Regions from separate parts of the Homo sapiens genome. Here all the other regions are linked to region 1. A link is a loop called in an ENCODE intact Hi-C map of the cell type or tissue named here. Cell type or tissue: OCI-LY7. All regions are shown on one strand. Each heading gives the region's core, and the rest is flanking DNA. Links, peaks and the distances in the headings are about the cores only. Region 1 overlaps DTNB (dystrobrevin beta). Region 2 holds the start of DTNB-AS1 (DTNB antisense RNA 1). Region 3 overlaps LINC01381 (long intergenic non-protein coding RNA 1381). Region 4 overlaps DTNB (dystrobrevin beta). Region 5 overlaps DNMT3A (DNA methyltransferase 3 alpha). Region 6 holds the start of DNMT3A (DNA methyltransferase 3 alpha).

Evidence for each region. Peaks named below come from ENCODE experiments on the same cell type or tissue, not always from the same donor. Only the 100,000 strongest peaks of a DNase experiment are listed, where the experiment ranks them.
Region 2: it touches region 1 in a loop (5-fold over the local background); 2 of 110 quality-filtered maps call a loop at or near these places.
Region 3: a loop joins it to region 1, with 4 times the contacts of the local background. A loop is called at or near these places in 2 of 110 quality-filtered maps.
Region 4: it touches region 1 in a loop (2.1-fold over the local background); 9 of 110 quality-filtered maps call a loop at or near these places.
Region 5: a loop joins it to region 1, with 5 times the contacts of the local background. A loop is called at or near these places in 7 of 110 quality-filtered maps.
Region 6: it touches region 1 in a loop (5-fold over the local background); 10 of 110 quality-filtered maps call a loop at or near these places.

The regions. Positions count from the first base shown.
Region 1 is chr2:25,565,009-25,569,827 of GRCh38, forward strand. All of the region lies in intron 8 of DTNB (dystrobrevin beta), which reads right to left. Among named protein-coding and RNA genes, the nearest start is that of DTNB, 110 kb to the right of the region's middle. In OCI-LY7, for the core only: CTCF peaks have their summits at 1,306 (motif pointing right), 1,508 and 2,593 (motif pointing left); DNase peaks (open chromatin) are centred at 1,323, 1,893 and 2,613; H3K4me3 peaks cover 1,240 bases; H3K27ac peaks cover 2,018 bases.
Region 2 is chr2:25,417,840-25,422,658 of GRCh38, forward strand. DTNB (dystrobrevin beta) reads right to left here. Exons shown (of 21, transcript NM_021907.5): 16 at 1,676-1,696. DTNB-AS1 (DTNB antisense RNA 1) reads left to right here and starts at 3,254. Exons shown (of 3, transcript NR_183382.1): 1 at 3,254-3,384. RefSeq lists a silencer at 30-79 and an enhancer at 1,507-2,186. In OCI-LY7, for the core only: CTCF peaks have their summits at 2,339 and 2,541; DNase peaks (open chromatin) are centred at 1,172, 1,462, 1,952, 3,162 and 1 weaker place; H3K4me3 peaks cover 3,943 bases; H3K27ac peaks cover 4,000 bases.
Region 3 is chr2:25,208,171-25,212,989 of GRCh38, forward strand. LINC01381 (long intergenic non-protein coding RNA 1381) reads left to right here. Exons shown (of 2, transcript NR_132378.1): 2 at 804-1,032. Among named protein-coding and RNA genes, the nearest start is that of LINC01381, 6.3 kb to the left of the region's middle. In OCI-LY7, for the core only: no CTCF peak of the experiment used is centred there; a DNase peak (open chromatin) is centred at 2,271; H3K4me3 peaks cover 565 bases.
Region 4 is chr2:25,374,648-25,379,466 of GRCh38, forward strand. It overlaps DTNB (dystrobrevin beta), which reads right to left. Exons shown (of 21, transcript NM_021907.5): 20 at 4,643-4,676; 21 at 2,596-2,906. The coding sequence ends at 4,672. Among named protein-coding and RNA genes, the nearest start is that of DNMT3A, 35 kb to the left of the region's middle. RefSeq lists a silencer at 1,995-2,484 and an enhancer at 2,575-2,624. In OCI-LY7, for the core only: CTCF peaks have their summits at 2,254 (motif pointing left) and 2,457; DNase peaks (open chromatin) are centred at 2,374 and 2,908; H3K4me3 peaks cover 1,162 bases; H3K27ac peaks cover 1,370 bases.
Region 5 is chr2:25,308,008-25,312,007 of GRCh38, forward strand. All of the region lies in intron 2 of DNMT3A (DNA methyltransferase 3 alpha), which reads right to left. Among named protein-coding and RNA genes, the nearest start is that of MIR1301, 19 kb to the right of the region's middle. RefSeq lists enhancers at 441-942, 943-1,442 and a silencer at 633-794. In OCI-LY7, for the core only: a CTCF peak has its summit at 1,547 (motif pointing right); a DNase peak (open chromatin) is centred at 1,554.
Region 6 is chr2:25,340,102-25,344,920 of GRCh38, forward strand. It overlaps DNMT3A (DNA methyltransferase 3 alpha), which reads right to left and starts at 1,824. Exons shown (of 23, transcript NM_022552.5): 1 at 1,725-1,824. RefSeq lists silencers at 547-666, 947-1,186, 1,287-1,456, 1,747-1,956, 2,017-2,496 and an enhancer at 2,617-2,736. In OCI-LY7, for the core only: CTCF peaks have their summits at 2,473 and 2,679; DNase peaks (open chromatin) are centred at 1,060, 1,430, 1,830 and 2,470; H3K4me3 peaks cover 1,293 bases.

The DNA.
Region 1 (4,819 bases), core at 398-4,397:
GTGTGTTAGGATTTTCTATATACAAGATCATGTCATCTGTGAAGAGAGGTAGTTTTACTTCTTCCTTTTCAATATGGATGCATTTTGCTTGCTTTCTTGCTTAAGTACCCTGGCTAGGACCTTCAGTACAATGTTGAATAAAAATGGCAGGAGTGGATATCCTTGTCTTTTTCCTGGTTTTAGGGGAAAAGCTTTCAGTCTTTCACTATTAAGTATGATGTTAACTGTGGGTTTTTCTTTCTTAAGAGACAGGGTCTCACTCTGTCACCCAGGCTGGAGTGCCAGTGATGCAATCATAACTTACTGCAGCCTCAACCTCCCAGGCTCAAGTGATCCTCCCACCTCAGCCTCCTGAGTAGGCAGGACTACAAGTGTACACCACCAAGCCCAGCTATTTTTTTTTCATTATTGTTATTATTTTGGTAGAGATAGCGTTTCACTATGTTGCTCAGGCTGGTCTCGAATTCCTGGCTTCAAGTGATTCTCCCTCCTGAGTCTCTCGAAGGGATTAAAGGTGTGAGCCACTCTGACTGACCACTGTGGGTTTTTCATAGATGTCCTTTTTCAGGTTGAGAAAGTTCTCTTCTATTCCCAGTTTATTGCATTTTTTTTTTATCGTGACAGAATTTTGGGTTTTGTCAAATTCCTTTTTCATATTTATTGAGATGATCTTATTTTTCATCCTTTAGTCTGTTAACAAGGTATATTATACTGATTTTTGCATGCAAACCAACTTTTGCATTTCAGGGGTAATTCTCACTTGCTCATGTTGTATAGTCCTTTGTATGTTCTTCCAAATTTGGTTTGCTAATATTACTTTTTTTAAAAAAACTAAGAGATTCAAGACGTAATAGTCTAGAAGTAGCTAATTGGAAAACAGGTAGAAAAATAATCAGGGTGACTAGTGTAGGCAGAATTCTGTTTACCTTCAGCGAACCCTGTCCTTGTATGATCTCTTCCCCTTTGAGTGTGGGTGGAAGCTATAAATATGATAAGCTATCATTCCTTCGATTACATTATGTTATAAGGCAAAAGGGAGATTACACTGGGTGGGCCTGGTCTAATCACATGAACCCCGTAAAAGCCATATTTCTCTGGCTGGTTGCAGGAAAGAAAATCAGAGAGATGCATTCTAGCTGGCCGAGAAGAAAGCAAATGTTCGTGTTGCAAACTGCCTATGGGGGGCCACATGAAAAGAAACTGTAGGCAGCCTCTGGGAGCTGAGACTCATCCTCAGCTGGCCGCCAGCAGGAAAATGGGGACCTCAGCACCACAGGTGCAACTAAACAAATTGTGCGAACAGGGAGCCAGCAGGAGGCCCTCTAAGCCCTAGGTGATAACTACAGCCTCAACTGACACTTCGATTTCAGCTCAGTGACACCTGGAGTAGACAGCCTGGACTTCTGACTTACAAAAACGGAGACAATAAGTTTCCACTATTTTAAGCAGTTAAATTTGTAGTAATTTTTTAATGCAAAAACAAAGTTAAAACAGTAAGCACAAGTCCTGGTTTGTCCAAGATAATCACAGTTTATGCATGTTGTCCCTGCATAATTAATAGTGTCTCCTTTCACACTCAAGTGGGTCTGGTTTTGATGATAAATTACATGGTCACCCTAATAGTCAATCCCTAATAGTCAACAGTCACCCTAATAGTCAATCCCTAATAGTCGATAGTCAATTGACCCTAATAGTCAATGCATGGGATGTGAGAGAATAAATAACCACCTGAAAGGGTTGCAGGGAAGTGGCGTTCTTCCAGGACAGCCAAATTTCAATGGAGACAGGGGGTGGAAGAAATGTGCAGAGAAGCAGTTGAAAGTGAAGGCAGCTTGCTGGCCAAGGACCAGCGGTGCTAAAGGGAAGTGAGCTGTGGAGGACTGACTTATGAGAAAGCTGGGCTGAGGCAGGAAGTACAGACCATGATAAAATGCTGGTGTCACCCAAGACAAGAGGTCAGACAGCTTAAACAAGGACACTGACTGATAGAAGCAGAGACAGGGGGCATGGCAGACCCAGCCTCAGCAGTTTCTTTGAGAAGAGGTGGCCATTGGGTTAAAGGACTTGATTTTGTATATTCTGTTTTTAATTTCTCCATGTGTATGTCTTAGCTCTTGCTTGCCACAAGTGGGGATATTGTCTTATAAGTTAAAAAAAAATTGTCTAGTTTTGTACTTTGCACAAAGTTAATTGTTTAATTATGACACGTGGCTATTTAAAACTGGTCAGGAGCATGCTCAGTAAGCACACCTTTTTCCCATGAATACATATTATCTTTCATAATTCAAGAGATGTGAGGAGAGGGACACCAGTCACATGGAAATTGAACACTGCTTCTGACCAAGATAAGTCAACAATCTCAATTGATCCAGGTCTGTCACGAGAAAATTTGCTCTGACTCCCTGAATGGCTTACTTTTGCTATCACTAATGCCCAAACAACTATGCTGCACATATATAAGCTGTCCATCAACATTTTTTTAAGTAAAGCAATATTTATTTAACAGAGATTGTTAAAGAAATCCAAAATACTTCCTCATTTATAGAAGATTTTGAAGAACACAATAAGTAACTTTGTTCAGAGGTGGACTCTGCCATCTGCTGGGAAGAAAGGTGAAATTTCCATACTATCAACCAGTCAGTTACATAACTACCCTCCATGAAGGCCCTCTACTAACTGTATCTGTGGTACAGGCGTATTTTGTATCAATGGACATACAGAGTGAGAGACTTCCTGCCAAGGAGTAACTAGATGGGAATCAGATCTATCTTGGTAAAGTGAAACCAAGGAAGCAGAGATCTGAATGGAAGGCAGAGAAGGAGGCATATTTGCTATGAGCCTTCCTTGCATATCAAGAAAGGCTGAATGAAGGCTGGGCGCGGTGGCTGACGCCTGTAATCCCAGCACTTTGGGAGGCCACGGTGGGCAGATCATGAGGTCAAGAGATCGAGACCATCCTGGCCAACATGGTGAAACCGCATCTCTACTAAAAACACAAAAATTAGCTGGCATGGTGGTACGCGCCTGTAGTCCCAGCTACTTGGGAGGCTGAAGCAGGAGAATCGCTTGAACCTGGGAAGTAGAGGTTGCAGTGAGCCAAGATCACGCCACTGCACTCCAGCCTGGCGACACAGGGAGACTCCGTCTCAAAAAAAAAAAAAAGAGGAAAAGAAAAGAAAGGTTGAAGAGTTTCAGTTGGGAAAAATGAAAAAGGTCTGGAGATGGATGCTGGTGATGGCCGCACAACAATGTGAATGTCCTTAATGCCACTGAACTATACACTTAAAAATGGTTAAGATGGTAAATGTTATATTACATATATTTTACCACACAATTAATAGGAGCTTGGGAGGGAGGGAAGGAAGTACGCAGGCATGGAGGGAGTTTGGTTTAAAGTGAATCAGAAAAGCACGTATGCCCAGATCAAGGAAAAGGAAGGTTAAGGCTAAAGACCATTTAATAGTGATTTAAAAAAAAACACACACAATTATATACCCAAAATACTTTACTTAAAAAAAACTAACCTATTTAAATATGGTAATAAAAATCCTAGTAAATATTATAGTTAGTTGTTTTAATAAAGTCTTCCTTCAAAAAGTATAATTTAGTAGGAAAACATAATAATCACTATGGTTAAATTAACCACTTATGTGGGAACCCTTGTTCTGATTACAAGGCTTTATCCCATGTGGGACAGAGTGTAATTTCCAAACAGATACTGGGTAGAAGATCACTGCGACAATGTCTCCACCACACAGGCACCTTTGCAATGTGACCCTCCCACAACCATCACCGGCACCATGAGTGGAGTCCCGTTCTCCTCCCCTTCATTCTGGGCTGGCCTCAGTGACTCTTCACATAAGGCAGAACGCAGCAGAAGTGAGGCTGCACTCCTCCCACCGCCTGGGGTGAAAGGCCTGTGCCTCGGCCATGCTCTCCTGGACAACTGCTGTCTGGATGCCTCCTCTAGGGATGCTGTCTCTTAAGACACAGCGGCCAAGAGGTGAGAAGCACAAGCCACATTAAGAGAACACACATAGGTGGCCCCAGTGTCTGTTCCAGCAGATCCCGGCCTTCCCCATCCCAGGGCATTCAGACACAGGAGGGAAGAACCCTCCAGTCACTCAAGCCACATCCTCCAACCCTGGTATTTCAGTCACCCCAGCGAAGGCCCCAGATGGCATGGAGCAGAAAAAAGCCAACCCTCTACCCCATCCAAATCTGCAGGTGTAATCAAATGATTGGTGTTTAATGTCACTAACTTTTGCTGCTTATTATGCAGCAAGAGTCACTGGAACACCACAGTACTGATGGCAAGGTTACTCAAATATTTATCAAGCGTCTCAAAGAAGAAGACTGATATAACCTTGCATGTTTGAATACAAAAATTAATATTTAGTTACTGTCCACTCTCTTATTTCCAGGTAGAGGGACTCTCTGACCCTCACTCACTCCTCTCCTAATCAGACTGGTTGGTTTTAGAGAAGGAAATGAACATGCCTAGATCAACCCCTTCCTCTCCCTTTTTTCTTGGGATCTGCACACTCCGCAGAGAGCACGAATTCTCCTCTCCACCCAGATCCATAAATGTTCAGGATCTGCTCCCTGCTGGAAATGCCAGCAGTTGGGTGGGGGTATATTTGATTCGGGGGCTACTGGCAAGTCCACAGTTTCCCCACAATTAAAACTACTTTCTCAAACAGACTGCCATTTGCCTAACTCCTGGCTGTCATCTTGTGGGGAGGAAAAGTGAAGTGCAACTAATGAGTCTTCTAAAATTCCAATAGGAACTACTATTAGAAATGGTGGCCGGGCGTGG
Region 2 (4,819 bases), core at 427-4,426, 150 kb before region 1:
CTCACTCATTTGTCTACTTGGGGGAGGTATTTCCAACATCTGCTTCTCTGGGACTTCTAGATAAACTGGAGGATTAGACTTCCCAGCCCCCTTGAGGTGAAGTGTGGTCATGTGATTTGCTCTGGCCAATGAAATGGAGAGGAAGTGATGCGTGTCACTTCCTGGAAGAAGCATGTAATGGCTGGGCTTGATTTGCATCCTGTTCAGCTTTGCCCATGTAAGTGTACCTACTGATGCAGAAACGCCAGAGATGGAAGCAATAAACTCTGTGTGAATAAAGAAAAAAGCAAAACCAAACCTAGGAAAAACCAAAACAAGTGCACTTTGGTTCCACGAAAGCCATCAGATTTCTGGGTTGTCGGCCACTCTTGATGCCATGTGCCATCTTCTTTCCCCCTGACAGTCTGTCTCCTCCGTACCCTCTTCTCACCTCCTCCCCTCACTACTGATCTCTTCTTTCCTTTCCTCTCGCCTTTACTCTATGGTCCCATTGCTCTCCTAGCTAGAAATTATAAGTATAATGTTTTATATTCCTAACCTAAAACATGTATACATTTGTGTTTTTTAAAAAAATGGGTAGGCTGGGCGTGGTGGCTCACGCCTGTAATCCCAGCACTTTGGGAGGCTGAGGCAGGCGGATCATGAGGTCAGGAGTTCGAGACCAGCCTGGCCAATATGGTGAAACCCTGTCTCTACTAAAAATACAAAAATTAGCTGGGTGTGGTGGTGCGTGACTGTAGTCCCAGCTACTCAGGAGGCTGAGGCAGGAGAATTACTTGAACTTGGGAGGCGGAGGTTGCAGTGAGCCGAGATCATGCCACTGTACTCTGGCCTGGGAGACAGAGCGAGACACCGTCTCAAAAAAAAAAAAAAGGCAAATTTTAAAAATTAAACGTTTTGTATTTATCTCCCAAAGGATAAAAAAGCTCCAAGGTAAACGAAAACTCAGCTTCAGCTTAAAAAATGTATGCTTTGAAATCTTACTATGTTATATAAACATATGGTGCTAATATTGTAGATAAGCCTGCAATTGACTTTCTTGTGTGGGTCAGTGGCTATCAGGATAAACAGAAACAAACATAAACCTCCCCCAAACACCATGCAATAGCCACACAGCTCAGAAAAACCCGAGCTCCGTCTGGAGTAGGTTCTGAACAGGAAATCATTGCAAGTGGAGTCAGTGTCTCAGTCGTCGTCAGTAATTTTGTTAAGGAGGCTGGCACAGCCCCAGCATCCAGAAGCCTAGTCGAGACTGCAGGACATCTATAGTTAGCAAAAGAAGTCCTCATTTTCATGCACATTCATTCATGACATGAGGTCACCCCAGCACCCTGAAAGTTGTTTCAAGCAATTAAAATCACTCCAGACACACAACAACAGAGAATGAAAGAGCAGGAAAATGCAATGGTAGCCTGGCTAATCATGCACACTTCAATGCGCACAACAGATGGGTACTTACAAGCTCTGGTTTTAAGTAAGAACATGCTCTACTGGGTAAACATGCCTTGAACTTTTAGGCCATTTTACAACACCATGGGGAGAACCGCTGGGGGTTTTACACATAAAACCCTCTTCAGAGATGATGTGCGGGGAGAAGAGGAGAAACATTTATATGAGGAAAGGAAGAACGTGCAAAGGAGCGAGAGTCCGGCGGGAAATTCCGAAGTTCACTTACTGCCTGCTTTTGCTCTTCCTCCTGGAGTGTTGAAGATGAAAAAAAAAGGCAGAGGAAAAAAGGAGAGAAATTAATGCCCATTAATGCCCATCACCACAAACATTGGTCAGAAATGATAGAAAAATCAGGCAAACCAGGCCAGGCCCACAGGTGCTGAGATCAAAGGCCCCATCCCCCACAGGAGCATCAGAGGACGAAGCAAGCAGCAGGCCTCGGCCCGGTGAGTGATTCAATGCTAACTCCTAGAGCTAGAAGGAAAGAACCTTAGAAACCACCTCGCCAACATTCTTACTATAGATCAAACAGGCCTAGAGGGCCTGACCTGCCTAAGGTTCACATAGCTATTTAGGGGAATCTGAAAGAGGAAGTGCAACCATGACTTGAAATTGTAATAATAATTCTATATTCATCATTCACGATATTCACATGTGTTTAGGTACATTTATCGAGGCAAGTGGTTTTTGATGCATGGAACACAGACCAGCAGCATCGGCATCACCTGGGAACTTGTCAGAGATGTAAACTTTGTGCCTCACCCTATCCCCACCAAACCGAAGCTCTAGGGGTGGGCCACAGCAATGCGTTCAATCTTGTCTCTGATTCTGGTGCATACAAGTCTGAGACCCACTGCCCTCATCACTTCCCAACTAGCAATTCTGCCCACTACAGGTTCTTTTCTTATTTGGTCCCCTCTCCACACTAAACATGTTGGAACTGTATCCCCGTCTACTTGCTTTCAGGCACAGTCTTTTTTTTTTTTTTTTTTTTTTTTTTCAGTGAGTCCCATACATACACAACTTCCCCCAGTAAACTGGAAACTGTTTGGAGACCCTGAAAGGTCATTCAAAAAAGAATTCTTGACCTCAGTTTTTCATTAATTCAATACAGGTTTATTTAGTCCTCTTATGCAGAAAGCACTGGAAACAAAGAAATGGTCTCTGTCATCTAAATCAATCTATCTATCTATCTATCTATCTATCTATCTATCTATCTATCTATCTATCTATCTGTCTGTCTATCGACAGAGTTTCGCTCTTGTTGCCCAGGATGGAGTGCAATGGTGCGATATGGGCTCACTGCAACCTCCACCTCTGGAGTAGCTGGGATTACAGGCATGTGTCACCATGCCCGGCTAATTTTGTATTTTTAGTAGAGATGGGGTTTCACCATGTTGGTCAGGCTGGTCTCTAACTCCTGACCTCAGGTGATCCGCCTACCTTGGCCTCCCAAAGTGTTGGGATTACAGGTGTGAGCCACTGCACCTGGCCGGTCTCTGTCTTTTAGAACCTTATGGTGATGGAACACAGAGCAGGCACTTGCTGGCTATTAGCTGACTGCCCAAATGAATGCACTATCAGACACTGCAGGAAAAAGGATAAAGAGAACACTTTCAAGTTTCTCTTTCTTCAGTTCTTTGCTACTCATCTACTCTGTCTTTTAATGGGCCTCTTCCACTTCCTCCTTCTGTGCCTCACCATGGGTCACTGTGGTCAGGGAGACTCAGCTCTTTGGCCTAGTATGTAAATCTAAAAGCTGTGCAATGGTTCTATTTAAATTGGAACAATTCATGCAGCCAGTCTTTACTGAACATGTACGTGCCTAGGAAGTCTCAGGAATGGGTAAGTGCTCCTGCTCCCACACAGTCTACAGACCTGGGTGCAATGGTGAGAAAGACCTCAGTAAAGCAAAGGAATTACGAAAGGGAGAGGGTGAGTAAACACTTGGAGAACATAATTTTTATTACTGCAAGGGACAGACAGGGACTAGAAATAAATGGGCACCGAGAAATCTCTTAAGGAGACTCCCAACTCAGCATGGGAAGGTGCTCTTCACAATCAAAGCCAGATGCTGGATGCCTGACCAAAGCCAAACTCACAGGAGCCTAGGCACAGAGCGCTGAACACTGGCTCTGGCAGCGGGAAGGAATTAGAGCGCTTCTGCTTTTGCACCTGCTTTGCAGTTAGGAAGCAAGCTCTCTTCCTTGCCAGACTTCCCTTTGGGGCAGGACACTTTTCTTATATTCTTGAGGCAAGGCAAACAGTCATAGGACAGTTATTAAACAATTATAAAATGTGTTTTCATTGCTGGCACTGTGTTGAAGTGGAAAGTGCGATGGTTGGGGAGGGATGGGGCAATCCTAACAGGCTGAAATTGTATCCGAGGTCAAAAGACCAGTATGTAATTTCTTAGAACTGTTTCTAAGACATCTCCCTACTTCCACAGTTTTCTCCAGGTTTGGTATTAAAGAGAACACTGCTGTGGCTCAACAGAATAGGGAAATTCAGAAAGCAATGTTTCATACTTGGACATCTGGTGATTGCAATTTAAGTTTGTCAGAAGAGAAACCGTAATTTGCAGTAGATATATCAGGTTAGGCTGGGGACAGTGGGCAGGGCAGCGCTTCCAGGACTTACAGGCCTTCCATGTGGCCTGGTACTGGGGAGAGAATGGACTTTGGCAAAGTGTTATTTAGGATAGTGTTGTATAATTTAAACTCACAAAACTTATTCAGATAAAGCCCTTAAGGCTCTGTCAACACAGTAAACAGGTCAGATCCCAGGTCTGAGAACCTCTGTGTTATCAACTAGTCAGGTGGGGTCACTAAATATTGACTGATGACAAGGGATAGAGCCAACGTGATTTAAAAGGGGGTAATACCTTAATTATAAAGTGTAAACTTAGAACTGCTTATGTCACCTAAAAACATGTGAGTCTCTTCCACATGAATGAGGTCTGGCAAGGTGGCCAAAGCAATGACATAGCCACTGTAGTCATTTACATAAAAATTTACACTCAAACTAGATAAGCATTTGCAAATGAGGTTGAAATTCAAAACTGCAGAATTCATCTGGTAAATGTAAATGAGTTTCCTTTTCTCTTCTTTTTTTTTTTTTTTTTTTTTTTTTTTTGAGATGGAGTCTCACTGTGTCGCCCAGGCTGGAGTGCAATGGCGCGATCTCGGCTCAGTGTGACCTCCGCCTCCTGGGTTCAAGTGATTCCCCTGCCTCAGCCTCCTGAGTACCTGGGATTATAGGCATGCACCACCACATCTGGCTAATTTTTGTATTTTTAGTAGAGGTGGGATTTCACCATATTGGCCAGGCTGGTCTTGACCTCAGGTGATCCACCTGCCTCGGCCTCCCA
Region 3 (4,819 bases), core at 431-4,430, 360 kb before region 1:
ATCAGGTTAAGATGAGGTCACTGGGGTGGGCCGTAATCCAATAGAACTGGTGTCTATATAAGAGGGAGATGGGCCGAGCATAGTGGCTCACTTCTGTAGTCTCAGCTATTGGGAGTCTGATGGGGGAGGAGCCTGGGAGATGGAGGCTGCAGTGAGCCGTGATTGCACCACTGCACATCAGCCTGAGCAACAGAGCGGGAACTTGTCTCCAAAAAAATAAATAAATAGTCTGGGGCTCGGTGGCTCACGCCTGTAATCCCAGCACTTTGGGAGGCCGAGGCGGGTGGATCACGAGGTCAGGAGATCGAGACCATCCTGGCTAACATGGTGAAACCCCGTCTCCACTAAAAAAAAATACAAAAAATTAGCCGGGCTTGGTGGCAGGCGCCTGTAGTCCCAGCTACTCGGGAGGCTGAGGCAGGAGAATGGAGTGAACCCAGGAGGTGGAGCTTGCAGTGAGCCGAGATCGCGCCACTGCACTCCAGCCTGGGCGACAGAGCAAGACTCTGTCTCAAAATAAATAAATAAATAAATAAATAAATAAATAAATAAATAAATAAAAATAACAGAGGGAAATGTGGATACCCATAAAAAGGAGAACGCCATACGAGGACGCAGACACAGAGGGAAAGTGGCTGTGACCTTGATTTTGTACTTCTAAGCCTCCGGAACTGTGGGACAATAAGTTTCTGTGTTTTAAGCCACCTGGTTTCTGGTACTTTGTTATAGCAGCCCTAGGAAACTAACACCAACATTTCGATTTCAAAGTGTTCACACGTCTTCTTCTTCTTCTTCTTCTCCAGATATTATCAGCCAAGCTAGAACACAAGGCAGCCCACCAACCCAGCACAGATTTGAACAGGCAGCTGAGGAGAGAGCCTGGGATGCCAGCTCTGAAGTGTTCACCGCTAGAAGTGTTCCCTTGTCAAAGAAAGAAGCCATCCCTTGTCAGTAGATGGTCAGGAGTTCAAGACCAGCCTGGGCAACATGGTGAAACCCCGTCTTTACAAAAAAATACAAACATTAGCCAGGCGTGGTGGCCTGTGCCTGTGGTCCCAGCTGCTTGGGAGGCTGAGGTGGGAGGATCACTTGAGCCTGGGAGGTCGAGGCTGCAGTGCCACAGTGCACTTCTACCATCACTTGTCACGGCTCATTGAACCCATGTGACCCTGATCCAAGCCAGGCAACCACAGTCTCTGTCCCAGAAACTTGGTGTGAAGTCAGAGACAGAGTCAGTTGGTGCCAGTATAAGGACTGGAAGGTTATGAAGGCTGGGACATGAGACCTTTGGGGTCAGCCATGAGGGTGCCAGCTGGAAATCAGTGACCGAGGGCAAGGGAAGGAACCCGATCAACAGAAGGGCAGAGGCAGGGCATACACAGTCCCTGATGGAAGGATAGACAGAGAGAGCAGCCACCTGGGAAACCCTGCTTACGCTGATGCCCATCCTGCCTCCTACAACTGAATTCCATGAAATGCTGTCATGGTTATTCTAAGTCCCCCTTGACTTCAGCAGCTTTAGTGGGCTTCTGGGCCTTGCAGCCAAACCAGCTGCCAGGCATCCAGCCCAAAGTAGGTCCTCAAAGTATCCTGCCCATCTGCCTTTTAGGGCTGGGATTCCTTACTTTTGCCCAGGAAAGGCATCTTGGGGTGACATCTGGGAAGCAAGGATCACTCAGAAAAGAGGGAAGGAGCTGGGGCTGGGATTCCAACAATTTCACTGTGGCAGCATGTATGGTCCAGCCCTATGGCGCCTTGTTGGTTTTCTCTTCATGTGCGGAGACGAGAGATTGTAGAAAAATAAGACACAAGACTAAGAGAGAGTATGACAGACAGCTGGGCCCAGGGGGCCACTACCACCAATGTGCAGAGTCCGGTAGTGGCCCCGTATGTCTGGATGCACTGCTATTTATTGTATACAAGGCAAGGGGGCAGGATAAGGAGAGTGAGTCATGTCAAGTGATTGATAAGGTCAAGCAAGTCACGTGTCCACCGGACAGGGGGCCCCTTCCCTTTGTGGTAGCTGAAGCAGAGGGAGGACATCATGCATCAGCCTTTTTTCTATGTGCTTATCAGAGATCAAAGACTTTAATACTTTCACTATTTCTGCTACTGCTATCTTCTAAGGACTTAAGAGGGGAACCAGGTATATAGGCAGAACATGAAAGTGAACGAGTGTGACCACCGAAGCACAGCACCACAGGGAGACGTTTAAGCCTCCGGATGTCTGTGGGTAGACTGGCTGATGTCCAACCTCCCACAAGAGGCTGGTGGAGCAGGTGTTCTCTAACTCTTCCAAGGAAAGGGAAACCCCCTTTCATGGTCCGCTAAGTAACAGGTGCCTTCCCAGGAACACAAGCCCACAAGCGGCCTTTATCCGGGCGTGACAGAGGGCTCACGCTCTTTTTTTTTTTTTTTTTTTTTTGAGACGAAGTCACTCTGTCGTCCAGGCTGGAGTGCAGTGGTGCGATCTCGGCTCACTGCAAGCTCTGCCTCCCGGGTTCATGCCATTCTCCTGCCTCAGCCTCTCGAGTAGCTGGGACTACAGGCGCCCGCCACCATACCCAGCTAATTTTTTGTATTTTTAGTAGAGATGGGGTTTCCCCGTGTTAGCCAGGATGGTCTCGATCTCCTAACCTCGTGATCCGCCTGCCTTGGCCTCCCAAAGTGCTGGGATTACAGGCGTGAGCCACCATGTCCGGCCTGACAGAGGGCTCACACTCTTATCTTCTGGTCACTTCTCACAATGTTCCTTCAGCTCCTGACTGTACTGGCTGGTTATTCCTCGGTTATAATAGTAAAGCACAGATTAATACTAAAACTAATGATTGATAATATCCATATATAATCATCTCTATATCCTATTTCTAGTATAACTTTTCTTATTCTATTTTCTTTATTATACTGGAACAGTTTGTGCCTTCAGTCTCTTGCTTCGGCACCTGGGTGGCTTTCCGCCCACAGCAGCAAGAGTCATTGTTAGTAATAAGTCTTAATACTGTACCATAAGGTTGCAACTTGTTTATTTTTTTGAGACAGAGTCTCACTCTGTCTCCCAGGCTGGAGTGCGGTGGTGCAATCTTGGCTCGCTGCAGCCTCAACCTCCCAGGCTCAAGCGATCCTCCCACCTCAGCCTCCCAAGTAGCTTGGGACCACAGGCACGAGCCACAACACTCAGCTAATTTTTGTACTTTTTGTAGAGACAGGGTTTCACTATGTAGCCTAGGCTGATCTCAAACTCCTGAGCTCAACTGATCCATTTGCCTTGGCCTCCCAAAGTGCTGGGATTACAGGTGTGAGCCACCGCACCTGGCTACATCTCATTTATTGAGTACTCGTTTATATCCTCTAGTGAACACCTAATATACATATCTTAATCCTCACAACAGCCTAGGAAGGAGGCTACTAATTGTGTCAATTTTATTTGCTGAGTCTTTAAAAAGGTTGAGTTGATTATCACAGCTGGTAGAGGGCTAGGATTTAAACTCAATCTGTCTGCATTTTCTGCTTTGCCACACTGCACTCCTGCCATAATTAGGATCCATCTTCCTAGGGTTGATTCCTCCAGCTGCTGTGGCCTAAAAAATGTGAGTTAATTGGTTACAGAGTAGGGATACCATGTTTGTACTCTAATTTTTTCAAGAGCTGAGTGGTCTCAAAGTGGTCTGAGGACAGCCACCAGTAGCACTTTCTGTTGCCCTCTGTTGTTCCAAGTTCATCTCCCTAACTAGACAGCATGCTCTTTGATGGAGGGCCTCTGCTATCTTGACTTTTTTTTTTTTTAGACTGAGTCTCACTCTGTTGCCAGGCTGGAGTGCAGTGACGCGATCTTGGCTCACTGCAACCTCTGCCTCCTGGGTTCAAGCGATTCTCCTGCCTCAGCCTCCCAAGTAGCTGGGACTACAGGTGCGTGCCACGACACCCAGCTAATTTTTGTATTTTTAGTAGAGACGGGGTTTCACCATGTTGGCCAGGATGGTCTCGATCTCTTGACCTCGTGATCCACCCACCTCGGCCTCCCAAAATGCTGGGATTATAGGAGTGAGCCACCGTGCCCGGCCGATTTTTTTTACTTTATCCTGAAAACCATGTGTAACGGCCTCTGGTTGCTATTGTTTTAGTGCTGACCAGCCCCTTTCCATCCCATTTCCTTCTGGAAACAGGCTGCCCTTGGTCCTTCAGCCATAGCCCTCCAGCCTGGGCAATCAGACTACCCAATAATGAGATGGTGCCAGACTGAGCAGGACCAGTCAGAATTCTTCTCTGGAGTTGATAGAAGGCTCTGGGGAAAATTCCACCAAGGCTGTAAGCTAGGAGCATGTGAATTCAGGGATGTCAGGGGGCAAGTTTCCCCCACCTGGAGTCAGACTGTTTACAGAGGAGGCCAAGCAGAGCCAAACAAAAACAAGACAGACTTGAAGAGAGCACGAGAGAGCAAGAGCAAGAGAGGAGAGAGAGACAGTGCGAGAAGAGAGGAGAGAGAATCAAGTATTAGTTCCAGTTCCTAAGGTCTGTTCAATTCTGCGAACAATCCAGGCATCCTTCTGGACTCTCTCAGAGTCCATTTACTTTCTGTTACGCACTTGGTCCCGTAATATGTCACCATGACAAGCACAGTATGATTCGACTGCTGGGGTTCAAGGGGTGGAGGACGAGCTGATCAGAAAGTTTCTGTCATGGTGACAGCAGCCCAATTTCATGCTGGAAATGAAGGCAGCTCCTGCTGCTCCATCCAGCATTTGAGGGGCCCCTCTCTCTGCCCTTTGGATGTAGATAGCCCATTCTACGCAGCCAGACCTTTGCATATGGCCTTCAGCTA
Region 4 (4,819 bases), core at 507-4,506, 190 kb before region 1:
GAGTCCTGGCTTCTCAAGTAAGGTTAAGTGCAGAGAAGGCACCAGAGTCCCTGGGATCTGCTACTTTAACTGGGGAGACCTGTAAGTAACATCGAATTACTAGGTTCTCTAGTAATCATTTTCCCTCTGAAAAGAATTCAATGCCCATAGGAGATGGAGCTTCCGGTAGCCTGAAGCAGCCCATCTGGGCCTGGATGTTGTTTCGTGTGGAAGATGGTATTTGCATCCTGGGGAAAGCATCTTGGTGTCCAGGCTCTGGCTGTGGGGGTTAGGTGCCTGCAACACCCCCTCTCCCCTGTCATCCCTCCTGAGCCAGGCAGGCCTTCAGCACTCCCTACCACTGAGACTATAGACTGAGAAGTAACTCCCTGTCGCTGGGCCTCCATGATGTCGGTCTTCTGTACCTTACAGGCCTTGCCTCAGTGCTGCCCACCTTCATGTCTGGGAGAGTCTTCATTGATTGCTGGGGACCAAAACCAACTTAGACTAGGGATCCCAGTTCCAGCACCCATGCCCAGGGCCCTTTCTTCCTTTAAAATAGACGGCTGACTCTGGCCCTTCTTCACTGATGGGCGATGGCTTCCTGCACTGCTTTGTTTTCTTCTTCATCCAAGTGTTGTCCTGTGAATCTCAGAGTGTGGTCTTTGGACCAACGGCACCACCGTCACCTGTGAGCTTGTTGACTGCAAATTCTCTGGTTCTACCCAAGACCTGCTGAATCCGAGACTCTGGAGGCATGGCCATGCTATCTGTATTTTAACAAGCACTCCAGGGGATTCACGGGCATGCTTAAGTCTGAGAACCACTGGTGCAGTATATTACCTAGGAGCCCTGAGTAGGACACTTCATTTAGTTTTCTGATCCACACAAGGAGAACCCGTCCGGGCGCATGAGGCTTGCGGGTACAGAGTGTGTCTTCCCAAGGAAGGCAGGCTACCTACCTCCCACGTGTCCGGCATGTAACCCATCAGCTGACTCCTGACAGTGCAGAGGCCAGAGGCCAGACTGGGAATCCACCGAATGCCTCTTCATGAGCTCTTTTCTCCCAGAAGGTGCAGCAGGAATTCAGATGGCTGTAGGCATTGCCATAGCAACTGCACCCCTCCGAAGCGCTTATGGGCTGCAGGAGCACAGTAAGCAGCCCGAAGAGGAGCACGTCTGCCAGTGGTTGAAGCCTCACCAGCAGATGAGAGGGGCTGCGAAGGGAAGAGGAAGCTCAGGGTGGCTGGGACTTATGGACAAGAACTCGGTGGAGCTGTTGCTTCCTCAAGACCCACGATGCATTTGGTAGCCCTCCCGGGGTCCTCCAGCACTGCAAAACAGCGCCAGCCCAGGCTGTGGTGCTGCACGGCAGCCTGGCTCACCCAGGAGTCAGTGATGCTGCAGTTTCTCAAAAAACCGTCTACCTAGGTTAAATTAGCCTGCTCAGTGGTCACAGAGCAATTAAGATGGAAGTGCCCATCTTCCTTCCGTGATGACCACCTGTGTTCCTCGCCAGGATTGAGGAAAGGGACCCAGTTCCAAAGGTCTGACAGGCATGTGGGTCCTAAAGCAGACGCCAACAGTCATGAGGGAGCTCGGGGCTTAGGTAATGGCGGGTTTTCTAGCTCTACGAGAAATCAACCTCAGCAAGAACGGGTATCACCAGAGTGCACCCGGTACCTGAGTGCTGGCCTCAGAGCTGAAAACACAGAGAGTCAGCAGGGGCTTGGGCAGAGAAGAGGGCCCCACGCCCTTGGAAACAGGGAGCTCTGCTTGCCTGAAGAGCCAGAGAGGGGCCACGGTGAGCGCAACTCCGTGGAAAGCTCGTGGGGACACAGTGCCAACCAATGGGAAGATGAGCTATGGGGGAGAAGAGACAGAGAGGAAAGGACGGAAGGTGTGAACACCCACCCCTTCTATTTTACCCTGACTGGGCCTTGGCAGGCTTGCCTGGGACTCCATCCGTGTGCGGCCAGGAGTTGATCCCACCGTCTCTGCACAGACCTCCTCAAAGCCAAGGGCAGGGGTCTGCAGAGGTGGGTGAGGGATGCTGGGGAGCCAGCTGTGGGGCTTCTCGCTTCATTACAGTCACTGCCCTTTATAAATATTTATAGCAGTTCTTCTGCTAAAAATAACATCCTGGAGCCCAGGGAGGAGGAAAAAATAAATGAAAATCACCGGGAACGGGACTTGATCACGTGTGCCCGAGCCCAATCGACCCCTAAGGCGAGAGGCTGCGAGCAGCGCCCCCGGCGGCGCGCCCCCTGGCGGCCACGGAGTCCGCGGCGCAGAGACCCTCCCGCCCTCTCCGAGGAGGCTCAGCCCGGCTGCGGCGCGCGGCTGGGTCTCCGCCCCTCCCTCCCGGGCTGCAGGCGGCGGCATCACACGGGGCGGGCGGAAGCCTAACCAGTGTGAGACTATTTTTAGCACCGTGGCCAGGGTGTGAATGTCTACAGAGCCGAGCAAGGCCTGACGCTTTCTTTGCACGCTGGAAGAAACCTGTTGGTTTTTAAAGGTCAAAGATAAGGAAACTTGTGCCCCCACGTTCAGGAGCACCCCACGTGCTGGCCAGACGCCAGGAAGTGTTTCATCAGGTCACAAACACACAAGAGCTTGGTGCTTTTTCTTTTCTCTTTTCAACCTCCAGGTGAATTCCTGATGCGGAGATGAGACCATGCCCTGAGGGGAGTGATGAAGGTGCTAGTACATGCAGGGCTGTGCAGGGGGAGGCCCACTAGCTGTGCCACGCAGCCCCTCCCCGCTTCCCACCGGCTCTGGCTCCCCTCTCCCTGGCGGGTGGAGTGACGTCTGGCAGCCTGCAAGCCTGGTCCAGGTGTGCGGTGGAAAGATGGAGAGGAATGTGCCTCTGGGGGAAGACCTTGCCTTCGCCATGTCGGCGCCAGCTTGCTCCTCGTCCTCTGTGCCTGCGCAAGACACACTCACCGTTAGTCACGGGCACTGTTGAGGGTTCAGGACAAAAGCTGCTAACATCTACTGTGAACAGGAGGCCCTGCAGGGAGGGGCTGCTAGGATGCTGGGCGCCTTTCAAGCGTTGGGCTGAAGGGTGGTACCTAGGGTCCTCTGCCATCATTCCTAAGGGTCAGGAAGTGTTTCCGTGGAAGAAAGAATTGGGTTCACAATGCAAGGTTTGAATGGGGTGATTTCTTGGGGAGAATTGTGGCCCAGGAGAAGGGCAGGGAGGACTGAGGTGTGCCGATGAATACTAAGAGGAAAGGGAGGAAGCCTCAGCCCCCGGCCAGCAGAGCGCAGGCCTGGGCATCCATGAATCCGCGGCACCCAAGTTTTATACTCTTAGTTTAACTCTCGGCTGTTGGTGTTTCTCATCACCCCTGATGTGGGTCAGAGAGCGCAGGATTAGGAGGCAGAAGACCCGGCTCCAATTCTGCTTCTGGCATGGAGCTTCTGGTGTGGGGCATTGGTTTCCTCCATGTGCAACAAGGCGGTGGGGGCACATGGCTCTGCCACGTTCCCTTGCACCCCAGTTCCTTCTGCCCCGGGGAGAGAGGGGCTCTGGCAGGCTCCTGCAGGGCGAGTCAGTTCCTGATTTCCCTCCTCGGCTGCCACGGCCTAGGCTTGCTTGGGAAAGGGCCTTGCCTGAATGTGCACAGTGAGTTTAGGGAGAAGCCTCTCTCCAAGCCCCTGGGGCGCTGTGATTTCCAGGGCAGCGAGAGAATGTGCGTGGCCCAGGTGCTGCCCTCTCCTCAGCTCGCACAATCCAGAGTCAGCGCAGGCCGAGGCTGCAGGGGCCCCGGGGGAGCGGGCAGAGGCCTTCAATGGCCTGGCGCGGTTGGGCAGAGAGGGCCAGAGGCTATTCCAGGATGACACGACTTGGGAGGGTCTGAAAAAACCCCTTTTCTGGATTGTGCAGCTAGGGCCCTGACTTCTTTATTCGAGGAAGATGCCTAATTTTTAAATATAAGAGGTGGGGGGGTGGGAGGAGGGGAGGGAAGACAAGATTTTAAAATGGAGAAGTCTGATATCTTGGTGCTGGGACTAGAAAGAATTAAGGTGTTGAGCTGGAAAATGGGAATGACTAATTCCTAAAGGCAATGAGCATCTGCCACTGGAGCAGTCCGTACTTTTCTGCATTGCTTCTTCAGGAAGTGAGAAGGTGCAGCTTGGCCGGGCACCATGGGAAGCGGCTTGGTCAGCCCTGTAGTCAGTGTGATCCTGCATGAATCACATGTCTGTGGGTCAGGGACTGTGATTCGGTGCAGTGCTGGGTGACAGAATCCAGGGACGCACTGGCTGTGGTTTGGATCCCAGGAAGGAAGTGGGCAGTGGCTGTGGGAAAGGAGCATGGGAGGCAGTGCTCCCCAGGGAGGTGGCCTTGCTCAGCACACCCTGTTTCAGCCAGCAGTGTCGGGTCTGCCAATGCCATCCCAACACAGAGGACACCAGGCCATGCCCAAGGACCAGGCCTGCAGACAGTGCTGTGCAAGACAGGACACAGCCTAGAAACAGGGCAAGGAGGGCACATGGCTGGGGTGGGCAAAGGGAAGGGACAGTTGGGCTCTTGCATCTTCACCTGTTAGGACTGCCCTGGCTAGGGACCTGTGACTGCAGGAAGGGAGGGGAAGGGAAGATGCTGAGGAAGGAGGGAGGGGCCGTGGGGAGGCAGAGGACTCTTTGTACTCACCTGAGCTTCCTCTGTGTCCGGCTCCTCTGCTAACCTGTGGCAGCATGGGCAGAAACAACACACTGAGGTCACGGCCAGGTCTTCTCATGCCCCAGACTATCTCAAAGGGGCTTCCCTGACCAACCCACCCCAGGGGCTTCCTTGCTTCTCCCGTTACTCGTTTGTTGACTTTTCCCA
Region 5 (4,000 bases), core at 1-4,000, 260 kb before region 1:
GTGACTGATGACCCAAAGAGAGACAACATTCCCTTCACGTGCTAGGCTCTCAGTGGACTCTAAGCCCACACTCTGTCCCCACCCATGGTTTCCTACTCTTCTCCCACGCCCCTGCAATTCATGGGGCGGCAGTGGGTGTAAACCACAAAGGTGTAGGTAGGTAGGTAGGTAGGCAGGTAGGTGGGTGGGTGGATGGGTAGGTAGATATCCAAAATAAATTATAAAGCTAACTTAACATATGCTATGTCCTGGTGTTAACCACTTGCACACACCATCTCGTCTGAACCTCTCAAGCCAACTAGGAGCTGTTTTCCTGCTCACAGCCATGTTTCCAAGTCACGTGACAGAGTCCAGCTTCAACACAGGCCCTTCTGCAGGGGCCAAACAACCCCCATCCAAGACTGTACTGACCAAGATTAACTACATTTGACATGTAATAATGTCCAATTTAAGAGAATTTTAGAGAAACCGAAGCCCAAAATGTAGGTCCTGCTCAGCTCAGGGATGGGCACTGTTTACATCACAAACCTGCTAAGCACGCCCAACCCTCTCCTAACTCCCCCGAGATCAGAGTGAGCGCGCCATTATCGCTGGCTGGGTCTCTGAAGAGGTGAGGGTGCAGCGGCTTTTCTATAGCTATTTAAACATACTAAGAAGGATGCTCTTTGAAATGACCTTACCGCAACCACTGTCAAGCAAAGAGCCAGCCCTAAGTGACCATGTGGGGGCATCTGAGTGCAAGAAAGGCAGAACATGCCCAGGAGCAGGTGACAGACCGCGGGCAGCAAGAATGACTGCCACTGGAACTGGCAGGGACCCCACCCAAGGATGGAGGCCCTTGTACTTGCAGACCAGAGTGGAGAGAGCCCACGAGAAATCAGTGGCTGCCAGGCCTCTGGGCCAGACTTTGATGGGGAGGGGAAAGGAGGAACCGCAGCCCCAATGCTGCCCACAGATGCATACACACACACACACACACACACACACACACACGCACGCACATGTGCAAACACATAAGTGCTGTGTTTCCCCAGCACAAAGATGCACCCCAGCTGCAGCTTCTACTACAGGCAGGAGAAGGCTTGATCAGAGGAGCTGCCCAGCAGGCCTCACCCACCCCTGGGGGGCAGGCATGGCTTACCCACCTCGATGTCTTCCTACCCCTCTACTAGGCCCTCCAAGCACGGTCACTCAGTTCATCCAACAGCCTTGCGGAGCCCTGCTACATGCTAACTACCTGGAAAGGTACCTATGTCTGAAGAAAGGGAGGGAGGAAGAGAAGAAAAGAGGAGCTGTATGTCCAGGGAGGGAGAGGCAGGGAAGGAAGGAGGGCAGGAGGCAGGAAGAAATGGTAAGAAGCTGCATGTCTGCAGCAGTGCCTCCATCTGGTGTGTGTGCCTGTACACGCAGGTGGTGTGTGCAGTTCTTGCTGGAGATGAAGTGCCCCCAACTTCTCCCCAAGGGCAAGAGCGCCATTATGCAGTGAAAGGCTTTCTCCTGCAGCAAAAGTCCAGGGGAGGACTACGAATTCTCATCACATCACCACCGGGGGGCACTGTTCACTCCATCCCCCTTCACGCAGGAGACAGCCTAAGGAGCGCAGAAGCCAGCCTCATTCCAGCCTCAGCACTAGCACTTAACAAGCTGTGTGACTCTAGGCAAGTGACTTAACCTCTCTGAGCTTCAGTTTAGCCCTTAATAAGATAGAATGATGAAAATAATAGTGTCTACCTTATGCGGCAATTGTAAGAATTAAATAAGATAGGCCCGGCGTGGTGGCTCACGCCTGTAATCCCAGCACTTTGAGAGGCCGAGGCGGGTGGATCATGAGGTCAGGAGATCGAGACCATGCTGGCTAACATGGTGAAACCCCGTCTCTACTAAAAAAAAAAATACAAAAAATTAGCTGGGCATGGCGGGCGCCTGTAGTCCCAGCTACTCAGGAGGCTGAGGCAGGAGAATGGCGTGAACCCGGGAGGCAGAGCTTGCAGTGAAACAAGATCACGCCACTGCACTCCAGCCTGGGCAACAGAGCAAGACTCCGTCTCAAACAAAAAAAGAATGGAATAAGATAATGCATGCACATAGCACCCGGCAGTCGGCGTTCAATGCATCTTAGCCATTGTGTTTCTGAGGCCAGAGGAAAGGGGACAGAACTGAGAACAGGGGCCTGGCCTGGGGCTGTGGACTCCCCTCTGATTCATATTTGGGGATCTGAGGTGGCCCTTGGACTGTTCTTGGTCCCCTGTCCTGCTCCCTCTGCCCCCCACCCTCTGCTCCATACTCCCCTCTAAGCTCTCAGCCTCCCCACTGCTTGCCTCCCCACCCACCCTCCATGAGGCCAGCCCCCTCCCTCTGCTGCGGCAACATTTACCAGCTGACTCGCCCTGACCACAGCCCCAGAGCTCGGCCTGCCTCCTCCCCATCTCCCCAAGCAGCCCTGCTCTGCCCACCATATGGATGGCGGGTAGGGCAGGCGGCAGGTGCCAGGGGGACACACACAGGCCACTCTGTACACTCCCAGCCACAGCATGGCTGCCTCAGCCCAGCACCCACAGCTCTGCACTCCGCCTCCCTGATCCTGGGCTCCGGGATTATTCTCCTGTGGGAGGGTCTTGGCTACTCTCATTTTTCTTTCCGTTCTATCCGTAAAATATTTCCCAAGCACCCACTCTGTGCTATTCCAGGTCCGGGGGATTCACATGGAAGAAAAGGGCCGTGACCCTGCGCTCCAGGCTAGCAGTGGGCAGAAGTTATCTACACCAATAGTTCTCAACATCTGTGCGCAACAGTATCCCCTGGAGGGATGGTTAAAGGTGCCCGGCTGGGTCCCATCCCCCGAGTTCTGGCTCAGCAGGTCTGGAATGGGGCCTGAGCTTTGCCTTCCCAGGTGATGCTGAAGTTGCTCATTTGGGGATCCCACTTTGAGAACCACTGGTCCCCTGCAAACTATAATACAAGGCCAACTACAGCCTGGGCTTTGAGGCTTTGACCAGGGAGGAGAAGAGATTAGGGAAAGGGCCCATGCGGCAGAGGGAGCAGCATAAACAAAGACCTGGAGACTCCAGGAAGTATGGGAGTGGGGCTGGAGTGAAAGGTGCATGGAGGCGGGGCTGGGGGCGGGGGCGGGGAGGGGGGGCGGCGGTGGGCAGAGGCTAGAGGGCCACATGGGGCCAGGCAGTGGAAGGGCCATTGGTTGGCCACACCCCTTCCATCTGGCTTGCCAAACAGTTCCTTTGTGCACAGTGCCCCTGGCACCTGTGCCAGGCTCCCTGGGCTGCAGACCAAGCCTGTGTCTTCCCCTCTGCAGCTACCAGCACCCCTGCCGCAGGCCTGGCTTTCATGGGCTGCTGTGGTGGCTGTCAGTGTCTCTCCCCACCCTCCCTGGGCGGCTCCCTGGAGGTGCTGGAGCCAGCCCAGAGGTGCCGGGGAAGTGTGCCAGGTGAGCCAGCATGCGTGGTGTAGGTGTGGGCGGCTGGGGAGGAGGCCTGGCTATGGCCCAGCCCTTATCTATCCAGATCACTGCCATCTTTTGGCATGACCCCTCCTGCTGGGGTGTGAGTGTGCACTCTATCAGCACCGGGATCTAGGGCTGGGTGTGTGTTTGTTGCCGCTTGAGCCAGAGCAGTTACTATGGGTAGATAATAATAGCAATCGTAATCCCTCATAATTGGACCAGACTTTGCTGTCTGCAGGTCACTTCCATGCCCATGACCTTATCTGACTTCCACAACCACCCTTTAAAACAGGCAAGGCTGGAGTCACTATCCCCATTTTCCAGCTGAGCAAACACAAGCCCAGATGGCCTGAAGTCACATCTCCAGTAAGTGGCATACTCAGGACTAGGACCTGGGATTTCTGACTCCTGGTCCAGCGTTGCTTCTCAGTCCTGAGCTATTATAATGCAGATCCTGACCTGCTCCCGTCCATTGGTGGTGGCCTGGGGCTCCGCAGCCCAGAGCAGCAGCAGCGGCGTGGGAGTACAGTCCAGTAACAGGAG
Region 6 (4,819 bases), core at 450-4,449, 220 kb before region 1:
GGGGGTAGCTGCGCGGCCCTGGGGCTCGGCCCTGCCCACCCTCCCGCCTGCCGCAGGCCAGAGCTGCCCTGCTGGGTGCCAGACGCCATGTTGGGTCAAGGTGCAGCCGCAGGGGGCTCCCCTCAGGAGCCGGGGGAGGCAGCCCCTGGGAACCAGAGGGCACTGCTCCCCGCCCAGGGCGCCAACACCTCCTCAACTGGCCGTGCAGCGGAGAGAGGGTGCCAGGACGGAGGGGATGAGGAGAGGGGGAGAAATGGCAGAGGGGCGCTGGGGTGGGAGAGGGTGCCCCCAAGAAGGGAGGCTTCAGGAAAGCGAAAAGCAGTTTGGCAGCCCCAGGGCCGCGGGCCCCAGCGATGAGGGGCTGGGGGAGGCCAGGGGCGGGCCCTGGACCCGCGCCAGCCCGGTCCGCGCCGAAGGGGAGGGAAGGCAGGGCGGCCTGGGGGAGGGGAACTGGGGTGAGGGCGGGACACGGACAGCCGCCGCCTGCGGCTCCGAAGCTCGAGGTCTCCCGGGGTGCGGGGACGTGGGGCCGAAGACCCCGCTCCGCAGCCGCGGCGAGGCCTCGTCCTTCACTGTGCAGATGCGAAGCTTTCAAGGACACGTCTGCACCGGCCCGGCGGGGTGCGTGTGCGTGAGTGTGTCCGCGTGCGTGGGAGTGTGCGCGGGGGTGCTGGAGGGGCGACCCCGGGCGTACCCCCCCTGCGCCGCTCCCGGTCCCGGCCCCGCTACTTCCACCCCCGCGTTTTCCGGCCCCCGCGGCCCGGGCCCGGGCCCGGGATCCTCGCCCGCCCCCGCCCCGCCCCCACATTGCGGCGCCGCCACCGCGGCCGCCCGGGCACCCACGGCCCGCGGTGGGGACAGGGAGGAGCCGGGCACGACCACCCCTCTCCGTGCCGCCGGCACTCCGGGGGAAGGTGTGCCCCCAAGGCGGGCGCTCTCCCCGGCCCCGCCGCCCCTCCCGGCCCCGCCGGCGCCCCGCACCCCCAGCCACAGGTGGCCGGAGGAGGATCGCGGCGCGGCGCTCCCCGGCCCGGCCCCGCCATCACCCCTCGGCCCGCCCCCGGGGGCCTCCCGGGTCCCCCGCCCCGCGGGGCCGAGGAGGGCCGGGCGCCGGGGGGAGGGGCGGGGGGCCGGGTCGTGCCAGGCTGCCATTTTCTGCCGCCGCCGCGGAGCCTGCGCGGGGCCCGGCCCCCGCCCCCTCCCCCGCTCCCCCGGGCCGCCGCGGGGGCCGATCCTTCTGGGTCGGGGTCCGCGCCCTCCGGCGCCCTGGCCGCGGGCTCCAGGCGGGGCCGCGGGGCTGGGGCAGAGCCCGGAAGGCGGGGGCGGCCCGGCCGGGGCCCCTGCGGCAGCGGCGAGCCGGGCACCGCGGCGCAGGCCGGCGGTGGAGGGGCCCCCCGCGGCATTGTATAGACTTGAACTTGAGCCCGGAGCCGGGCGGGGGCGGGGAGGGGGGTCCGCGCCGGGAGCGGGCGGGACGGGAGGGGGCGCCTGCCGAGCCCGCGGGGACATAAACAAACCCTCAAATCCCCCGCGCCGCCCCGGCCAGCCCGGCCCGCCGTCCCCGCCTGCAGTCCCGGCCCCACGGGCGCCCGGCGCCGAGTTGCAGGGGTCCGGGAGCGTGCCCCGAGCCGGGCACTGCCAGCCGCGGCGCCCCCCGCCCGGCTCCCCGGCTCCCCGCCGCCTCCGGGCCGGCCTTCCGGGCCGCCAGCAGCGGCGCTCATTACCGTATGGCCGGTGGGGTCGGGCCGGCCCGGCTGCGCGCCCTGGTGCCGCGGCGCCGCGTCCCGGCTCGTCCTCTGCTCTCGCCGCCGCCGCCGCCCGCGCGCCCTCCCTCCCTCCCGGCCCGCCTGCCTGCCTCGCTCGCTCGCTCCCTCCCTCCGCTCGCTGTCGCGCTCCCTCTCTCCGCCTCCTCCGCCGGGTCCCCCCCTCCCACCCCTTCTCTCCGCCTTCCTCCTTCCCTCCCTCCGGCCGCCCGCGGGCCCAGGCCTCCGCCCGCCGCTCGCCCCCCGCGGCCGCGCTGGCCCCGGCCCCGGCGCTGCGGAGCCGGCCCGGGAGGCAGCGCCGACTGGGGGGCCCCGGGGCGCCGCGGCGGGAGCGGCCTGGGCGCGCGGCCGGTCCTAGCGCCCTCGGCGCGACTTCCCGGCCTCTGCGGCCCCGCCGGGGTCCCCGCACGCCGCTTGGCGGAGGTCTGGACCCCGCACCGCCCAGACCGGGGGCCGGGCCCCGGGCGCCCCGCCTCGGCCGCGCTCCCGGCCACTCAGAGCCCCTCGAGTCGTAGCCGAGCTCCGGGCCTCGCCGCAGCCCTCCCCACGCTGGGCGCCCCGCTACCTGGCGCTGCTTCTGCGCTGGGTCCCCGCATCCAGCACTGGCCGCAGGGACAGCGGCCCCTCCTCTCCCCGGGCCGGTGTCAAGTGCCTCCCCCCGCAGCCCGCGGAGCCCCCGGCGGCCTTCGCCCTGCAGTTCTCCCGACCTCCGCCAGAGCCCACTGCGCTCTGCCTGCCTCAGCACTGGGGCTGGGGACAGCAGCGCTGGCCCAACCGCGCCGCAACCCCCAGCCAGGTGCCGCCGCGGAGTAGAGGCCACTCTGCTCTACAGGGCCAAGGTCGGAGCGCCAGGCTCCTCCTGGCCGTCCCGCAGGCTCCAAAGCCTCTCTGAGATGAGCTGCCTTGAAGGGAGTGAGTTCCCCGTACCTTGAGGTGTCCAAGTAGAGTTGGGTGTCCTCAGTTGGGCACTGGAAGACTGAAAGATTTCATGAGGTGGGAGGTTGAATGAAATGACATTGAAGGTCTCTTCCAGCTGGAAGATTCTGTGTGTGCCTACACACCGCCCTCACCCCTTCACCGTGGGGGCTGTTCTCCTTCCCCATGGAGCGCTCAGGGCTCTAGGTTCCTGACTTGGGGCACCTCTGTCTAATTCCACCAGCACAGCCACTCACTATGTGCTCATCTCACTCCTCCAGCAGCCGCTGTAGGACTTGGGGCTGGGCACCCCCCCACCCCCGCCTCCAGCCTCCTTGCGCGCCCCAGCACCCCACCAGCCACCCGCAGCTCTGCACCCCGAATTCTACTCAGCACTTCAGCTATATCACAGTGCCCTGAGCTCCCTGACTGGCACAGGACATGGCGTGCTCCCTTCCCAGGGACCCGCCATCCTACTTGTGGGCAGGGATTGCTGGAGTTGGTGGTGGGACTCACTTCACAGTGAAGCGGATCCTACTTTTCCCTTCTCCCCATGCAGCCCAGCACCCGCCCCCCCAACGCCACCCTTTTAGCGTCACAGAACCGAGTTGCCAAGTTCTCTGGGACCGGGAGCTGACCTTTCATACAGACGGGAAGGTTTTCCTTCGGGAGGTTCTCCAATGCTTCCAGGTCCCTCCGTCTCCCCAACCCCCACCCTGAGCCTCGATATCTGAGACCAGCTTCTAGGCCATAGTTCTGGCCGTTTTCAGTGTCACCCTCACTCAAGTGGCCACCCCGCCCTACTGATGATAGGCCCTGCTGTCCATGGTCCCCACCGGCCCAGAGACTCCCAGTGCTCTGTGAGGACAGGGGCCGCGTCTGTCATCCCTGTAGCCCAGCACTTGGTGCTAGGAGATTCTCAGTAAACCTTGGTGGAATTAACATGTGACCCTCCTGGGCTGTTCGCTTTCTACATCAGGAGGGGCATCCGTGAACACTCTAAATGGCGCACCCAGCTTGGCAAAGGAGAAGACCGTTTATAGAAGGATGACTGAGATACCTCTGCCTTCATCAAGGGCTTACATATAACACGGCCCCAAACAGCAGCGACTGTTTACTGAGTGTCTACTATGTGCCAGGCACCAGACATGGTATTTTCTCTAGTCTTCACTAGCCCTGTGATATGGCTTGTACTCTCCTCACGCTACAGATGAAGAAACTGAGGCTCAGTCTTAGTCAAAGCCATACAGTTGGGAAGTGGCAGAGTCAGGATTCAAAGCCAGGTTCATCCGGCTCTGAAATCACCCCACATCACATCTTTTTTTTTTTTCTTTTATTGAGACACAGTCTCGCTCTGTTGCCCAGACTGGAGTGCAGTGGAGTGATCATGGCTCACTGTAGCCTCGACATTCTGGGCTCAACCAATCCTCCTGCCTCAGCCTTCTGAGTATCTGGGACTATAGATGCACACCACCATGCCTGGCTAATTTATTATTATTATTTGTAGAGATAGGGGCCTCTCTATGTTGATCAGGCTGGTCTTGAACTCCTGGGCTCAGGTGATGCTCCTATCTCAGGCTCCCAAGGTGTTGGGATGACAGGCATGAGCCATCGTGCCCAGCCCACACCACACTTTTGAAACATAGTTGCTCTTAAGAAGCTGAAATTCAGTGGGTGCAGTGGCTCACGCCTGTAACCCCAGCACTTTGGGAGGCCGAGGCGGGAGGATCACTTGAGGTCAGGAGTTCAAGACCAGCCTGGCTAACATGGTGAAACCCCGTCTCTACTTAAAATACAAAATTAGCTGGGTGTCATGGCGCATGCTTGTAAACCCAGTTACTCGGGAGGCTGAGGCAGGAGAATCGCTTGAACCTGGGTGGCGGAAGTTGCAGTGAGCTGATATCGTGCTACTGCACTCCAGCCTGGGTAACACAGCAAGACTTTGTCTCAAAAAAAAAAAAAAAAAAAAAAAGCTGAAATTCTCAGGGCCATGATGAGCAAATGTAAATTTCTATTCAATAGGGCTATTTATGATGACATTATTAGGAGCCACCAAAGTCACTTAGTATGGTAAAGTATGTAACCTTGGATGTATGGGTTGCTGGGGTCAAGAGGTCCAAGGTGACTGTGTTAGGGGGTTT